2 separate regions of the Homo sapiens genome follow, and region 2 is linked to region 1. A link is a contact called in ENCODE Hi-C data. All regions are on one chromosome and are shown on one strand. The core of a region is the stretch at or near the end of the contact, and the rest is flanking DNA. Distances in the headings are between cores, read along the strand shown.

Evidence for each region. Hi-C counts contacts between places; a loop is a spot of excess contacts on that map. Pooled maps may share reads with other maps.
Region 2: a pooled map shows a loop between it and region 1 (13-fold over the local background). The contact joins the promoter of LENG9 here to the promoter of NR1H2 in region 1. A Hi-C loop is called at or near these places in 1 of 168 maps with a recorded cell type or tissue (CD8-positive, alpha-beta T cell) and 10 of 50 pooled maps.

The regions. Positions count from the first base shown.
Region 1 is chr19:50,374,355-50,377,706 of GRCh38, reverse strand. It overlaps NR1H2 (nuclear receptor subfamily 1 group H member 2), which reads right to left and starts at 1,250. Exons shown (of 10, transcript NM_007121.7): 1 at 1,131-1,250; 2 at 881-988; 3 at 59-120. The coding sequence starts at 101. RefSeq lists a silencer at 620-709 and an enhancer at 530-1,341.
Region 2 is chr19:54,461,955-54,465,306 of GRCh38, reverse strand. It overlaps LENG9 (leukocyte receptor cluster member 9), which reads left to right and starts at 1,529. Exons shown (of 1, transcript NM_001301782.2): 1 at 1,529-3,352. The coding sequence starts at 1,781. The coding sequence ends at 3,217. It overlaps CDC42EP5 (CDC42 effector protein 5), which reads left to right. Exons shown (of 3, transcript NM_145057.4): 3 at 1-281. The coding sequence ends at 206. It overlaps LENG8 (leukocyte receptor cluster member 8), which reads right to left. Exons shown (of 16, transcript NM_052925.4): 16 at 3,291-3,352.

The sequences.
Region 1 (3,352 bases), core at 1-2,500:
GTACAGTGAGCTTCTGCTCGTGTGTGATAAGGGCTGGGTGGGGAAGAGAGTCACTCACCAGGCAGGGGGGTATCCAGGGAACTCGTGGTAGGAGAGGACATGGTGGGGTCACGGAGCAGCCTGTAGAATACAGGGGATTGAGAGCCTTGTGGGGCTAAGAAGGGTTAGGTTAGGTCAGTTACAGGTCCTGACAGGGCTTTCCCTTTTTTTTCCATCTCTCCAAAGACCCTACTCTCAGCCACAACCCTGGTTCCTGCCAGCCTACAAACCCTCCCCATCCTTCTAACAAGACCTGCCCCCTTCTGTTCCACGCCAGCCTTCAGCTTGGTCTTAAGCCCCGCCCCTGCTGTAGGCCCCGCCCCCTCAGGTCCAATCCACCTGCTTTTTCTAGGTAGGGCCCATTCTCCTTTAATCATGCTCTGCCTTCACGGCCTCCATGCCATGTAGTTTCCCCCCACCTCCTCTTCTTAAGACTCTACCTCACTTCTGCCCCAAGCATCCCTATTTCTCATTCTGACCCCACCTCCTCCTACTATGCTCCGCCCTCAACCTTCCAGGTTCAGCCCCTAAAGCCCCCATCATGGGCCTCCCAACACCTTGCCCCGCCCCATATGCATCCCTCCCTCCAAGCCTCACCCCCACAACCTCGCTCCAGGTCCCCATCCCCTCCCATCATGCCCCGCCCCCGCCCCGCCTCCTCCCTTCCTACTGCACCCCCACAACCTCGCTCCAGGCCCCGCCACATCTCCTCCCATCATGCCCCGCCCCCAGCCCCGCCTCCTCCCTTCATGCCCCGCCCCCGCACCGCGCTGCAGGTCCCGCCCCATCACCTCCCATCATGCCCCGCCCCGCCTCCTCCATTCATGCTCCGCCCTCGCACCTCTCTCCAGGTCCCGCCCCTCTCCAAGCAACAGCGGGGGGCGGGGCTCATGGCTGCGCGCGGGGGTCTCGTGGACGGCCTCTCGCGGAGTGAACTACTCCTGTTGCCCTGGAAACAGCCGCGGGAGGCGCGAATTACCGAGGGGAGGAAATGGAAGGAGAGAAGGGGGCAGAGCGGAGTACGCGGGGAGCGCCGAGAAGCCCCGGGTTCGGGGCTCCTCCTGCGTCTCCCCACTCTCGGGTGCACCTACCTGGGTTCCCTTGCTCTGCTTTTCTTCGTCCTCCTCTTTAGCCCCTGACACACCGCCGCTACTCAAATACCCTCAAAAGTAACTTCGCCACTTCTTCCGGCAACCCCGCCCTTGCGTCACGTCCGGAAGAGGGGCGGAGCGTGAAACTTGACGAACTTCCGGTCCGCTTAGGACCAGCCGAAGCTGCTGCCCCGCACGGAAGTTGGAAACTCACCGGAAGTTTACCGGGTAGATCTACTGGGACTTGGCAGAAGAGTTCCGAACCCATTTCCTCGCTTCTTGGGAGCCAAACCTCCAGCCCCGCGCTTTGTGGCTTTAGCTCATTCATGCGCTTCTCTGAGCCTGCGGCCAAACCCTAGCTATAGCTGCTTGTCGCACATGACTGATTTAAGGCACGTTTGCACTTTTTTGGTCGTTACAAGTTTTCTGATTTTGGAGTCGTGCTGCTTGTTAGTTTTATTTATTTTTATTTATTTATTTGGAGAGGTCTCACTCTGTCACCCCAGACTGGAGTGCAGTGGTGTGATCTCAGCTCACTCCAGCCTCTGCGTCCTGGGTTCAAGAGATTCTCTTGCCTCACCCTCCCAAGTAACTGGGATTACAGGCATGTGCCACCACGCCCGGCTCATTTTTTTGTATTTTTAGTAGAGACAGGGTTTCGCCATGTTGGCGAGGCTGGTCTCGAACTCCTGACTTCAAATGATCCGCCTGCCTCGGCCTCCCAAAGTGCTGGGATTACAGGCGTGAGCTGCGGCACCGGGCTTATTTTTACTTTTTTTTTTTTGAGATGGAGTCTCACTCTGTTGCCCAGGCTGGAGTGCAGTGCCGCGATCTCAGCTAACTGCAACTTCCGCCTCCTGGGTTCAAGCGATTCTCCTGCCTCAGCCTCCCTTGTAGCTGGGATTACAGGTGCCCACCACCACGGCCGGCTAATTTTTCTATTTTTAGTAGAGATGGGGTTTCACCATGTTTGCCAGGCTGGTATCGAACTCCTGACCTCAGGCAATCCACCTACCTCGGCCTTCCAGAGTGTTGGGATTACAGGCGTGAGCCGCTGTGCCTGGCCAGATTTGAGATGTCAGAATTTTCTCATTGTTAAAATTTTGCAAAAATGGTTTCAATAACTTGGTGATTGGAAGAATTAAAAAAGCTCAGTCTCGGACCGGGCGCGGTGGCTCACGCCTGTAATCCCAGCACTTTGGGAGGCCGAGGTGGGCAGATCACCTGAGGTCGGGAGTTTGAGATCAGCCTGACCAACATGGAGAAACTCCGTCTCTACTAAAAATACAAAATTAGCCAGGCATGGTGGCGGGCGCCTGTAATCCCAGCTACTCGGGAGAGGCTGAGGCAGGAGAATCGCTTGAACCCAGGAGGCGGAGGTTGCGGTGAGCCGAGGTTGCGGTGAGCCGAGATTGCGCCATTGCACTCCAGTCTGGGTAACAAGAGCGAAACTCCGTCTCAAAAATAAAATGCAATAAAAATAAAGGAATAAAAGAATGGCTACTCCAGGTAGAGCAGCGGCTTGGGCTGTTCACTGTGATTATACTTATAGTTATTTCTTGATTATATACTAAACAACGGGTGGATTATTCATGAGTTTTCCAGGAAAAGGGTAGGCAATTCTCAGAATTGAGGGTTCCTCCCCCGTTTAGACCATATAGGGGAACTTCCTGACGTTGCCATGGCATTTGTAAGCTGTCATCGTGCTGGTGGGTGTGACTTTTAGCATGCTAATGCGTTATAATTAGTGTATAATGAGCCATGAGGACGGCTAGAGGTCACTCTCATCGCCATCTTGGTTTTGCTGGGATCTGGCTGACTTCTTTACTGCATATGCTGTTTTATCAGCAAGCTCTTTGTGACCCGTATCTTGTGCCAACCTCCTATCCTATCTCATCCTGTGACTAAGAATGCCTTAACCTCCTGGGAACGCAGCCCAGTAGGTCTCAGCCTTATTTTACCAAGCTCCTATTCAAGACAGAATCGCTGTGGTTGGAATGCCTCTGACATATGTGTATGCCTTTATAAAAAAGAAATGGGACTATGTGATCCATGCTCTTCTGTAACTTATTATGTCTACTCAGGCCCATCGTTTGAGATTGTGGAATTTTCCACCTAGGGATGTTAGAAGCGAAACAAGTGATTAACATGAGCGTTGGAAATGGCAGAACCTGGTGTCTCTGTCACTTCCTTCCTGTGTAACACTGAGCCCAGTTCCTTAA
Region 2 (3,352 bases), core at 280-2,779, 4.1 Mb before region 1:
CGCCCTCGCCTGCCGACCCGCTGCTGTCCTTCCACCTGGATCTGGGGCCCTCCATGCTGGACGCGGTGCTGGGCGTCATGGACGCGGCGCGCCCGGAGGCGGCTGCCGCCAAGCCCGACGCGGAACCCCGCCCCGGGACGCAGCCCCCCCAGGCCCGCTGCCGCCCCAACGCGGACCTCGAGCTGAACGACGTCATCGGCCTCTAGGTTCCCTCATTCCCCGCGCCCTTCCCGCCCGGCACCCCACTTCTGTATACATAAACGGCCAAGGTGTGTGCCCGGGCTCTGACTTTTCACTTTGCACGTGGAAAGGGATGAATGATAGGGTCCTGGCGCCTCTGAGAGCCGGATGTGTCACCCGGAGGCCTGGTCCGGGTCCGATGATTGCCCTGGGGTGGGGGTGCGGCTCCTTTAAGAGAGCCCGAGGGCGTGGCCAGGCGGTGCCCCTTGCAGAGGCGGCGGCTCCCGCAGTCCCATTCGTCAAATACTGTGCGCCACCGCCGGCCGGACGTGGTCCTGGGGCCGGGCCAGACTCAGCCACCGCGGGGCCAGCCGAGGCGGGGCTGCAGAGTGCTGCAGCCCCAGGAGTCTTTCTGGCCCTGAACGCCTCAGGTGGACTCCGACCCGGCGGAGCCGCCGTTTACTCTGGGAGCGGCTGCAGAGGGAAGTGTCTGAGAACACTTTTAGAGCAGTAGGGGCCTGGTCTCCGTGGGGGAAGGGTCCGCAGGCATCTTGGTTCTTTAAGGCCCCCGAGGGATGGGGCCGAACATGCAAATGATTTGGACTGAGGGGCCAGGTTCTCGTAAGTTTCCCAGAGGGGCGGGGCCGCAAATGTAAATCACTTGGACTGAGGGCGGGTCCAGGTTCTTTAAAGACGTCCCCTCATGGGCGGGGCACACAGGTATCACCGGGAAAGGGGCGGGGCACCACATGTAAATCACCGGGAAAGGGATGGGACACAGGTAAATCACCCGGAAAGGGGCGGGGCACCACATGTAAATCACCTTAAAACGGACAGGGCACACATGTAAATCACTTGGGGAGAGGCACACACGTAAATCACCCGGAAAGAGGCAGCACAAAAGTATCACTGGGAAAGGGCCAGGGCACGCATGTAAATCACCCGGAACGGGGCGGGACACATGTAAATCACTTGAGAAGGGGAGAGGCACTCGTAAATCACCCGGAAAGGGGCGGGGCATTACATGTAAATTACCCTGAAAGGAGCGGGGAACATATGTAAATCACTTGGGAAGGGGAGAGGCACACATAAAAAAAAAAAAAAATCACCTAAAAGGGGTGGGGCACTCGTAAATCACCAGGAAAGGGGCGGGGCACCACATGTAAATCACCGGGAACGGGGCGGGGCACTACATGTAAATCACCTAAAGGTCGAGGCACACGTAATCATCCCGAAAGGGGCGGGGCATTACATGTAAATCACCCAGAAAGAGGCAGCACACATCAATCACCGGGAAAGGGGCGGGGCCAGGCTCCCAAGAGCTCCGGGAGACCGAGACTGCCGCAGCCTTTACGCAGCTTGCTTTCCTGGCGCTGGGGGAGGGCGCAGCCGGGAAGTCCCAGAGCAGCGGTGTCAGGCTCTCCACCAAGGAGGGACTGGGCCAGAGTCCTCGCGAGGGCACGCGGCGTGGTCCCCAGAGCTAGGCCGGAGCGCGGGCCGCTGACGCCACTGTCGGGTGAGGCTCGGTGCATCCAAGGGGAGCCGCCCTCCGTGCGGGGCGACCTCGTCTGCGCGGCGGGCGTGCCAGTTCCCCGCACCCATGGCAGCGGCCAGAGAGCCGGAGTTGCCGCAGGAAGCCCCCGCCACGGAACCCGCGCCCCCGCCGGCCTGCCGCTTCTTCCTGGAAGGCCGCTGCCGCTTCGGCGCCCGCTGCCGCCAGCCCCACCCTGGGGCGCCGGCGCCGCCTGGCCGCGAGGCGCAGCCGGAGGCCGGGGCCAAGAAGCCGCCGCTGCGCACAGCCGCGGACGTCATCCAGCGCATCCGCTGGGACCCGCGCCTCGACCCCGCCGACTTCTCGGTGGGCTACGTCGACCGCTTTCTGGGTGTGCGCGAGGAGCCCTTCAGCGCCTTTTGCTGGGACCAGCCGCTGGCGGCGCTCGGGCCGGGCGTGCTGGCAGTGCCCCAGCACCGCGTGCGCTTCTTCCGCTTCCGTGGCCGCCTTGTGTGGGACCGCGCCTCGCGCACCGACCTCGTCTTTGGCTCTGGCTCGGCGGCGGGACGCGGGCCCACCATCCTGGACGCACCGAACACCGAGGGCGCCCACGGGGCAGAGGGTGCCGAGTGGACACTGGCGGGGACAGGTCAGGAGGCCCAGGCTGCCCCCAAGCGAGGGAGCACAAGGCCGCTCTGCACAGGGCACCAGGAACCAGGCGTGGAGGAACCCGGAGAGCTGGAGGCGGCCCAGGAGAGGGCGCTGGGCACAGCTGCTGATTTGGGAACACTGGCCCCAAGAGGACGCCTCGCCGGAGTGACTGAGGCACTGAAGCCAACAGCAGCCACCAGGACCACATTGCTGGGGGGCAAGGAAGCACAGGCCCTGGGAGTCCCGGGGGGCTCCGCTGAGACGACAGAAGCCGAGTGGGGTCCTGCGGCCTGGCCCGAGGACAAAAGGGCCCGCCTTAGTGTTGCAGCCCCTTGCCAACCGCGCCCCACACATTTTGTGGCCCTCATGGTGACCGAGCCTGGGCTACAAGCAGAAGTGACCAAGGCCCAGGAATACCTGGTCCACGTGGCCCCACACTGCGCCAACTTCCTAGTGCCCTCTCAGAACCTACACCTGACCCTGGCCCTGCTGCGACTGGCAGGCGCTGGGGAGGAGGCCGCTGCCATTGGAGCTCTGAGACGGGCCCTCTTGGCCCCGGGGCTAAATGCACCCCCTCGGCTGAGCTTTAGAAAGCTGGTCCTCCTGGGCCCGCATGTGCTGTGTGCCCCACCCTCTCCCACACTGGAAAGCATGGCACAAGTGCTGAGCCAGAGGCTGGAAGCCGAGGGGCTGAGTACACTACAGTCTCCAGGGCAGCTGCACCCCCACCTCACCGTGGCCAAGGTGCCCCATGGTTCCCAGGTCCACCTCCCCAAGCTGGAGTTCACCCTCAGCCAGGAAGTGGGGTGCCAGCCCCTGCAGACACTCTGGCTGTGCCGTATAGGGAGGACAGGGGGGCCTTTCCAGCCCCTGGCTGAGATCCCCCTGGAGTGACACCCCCAGACCTCTGGAGGAGACAATGGATGCAAACAGCCCACACAGGAAAGACAAAGCAGGAGCGTGCACGCTCTCTCTTTCTCTCTTTAATTTTGGTTTCTCTCAAGCTTCCAAATGGTGCTCAGTGCTCCA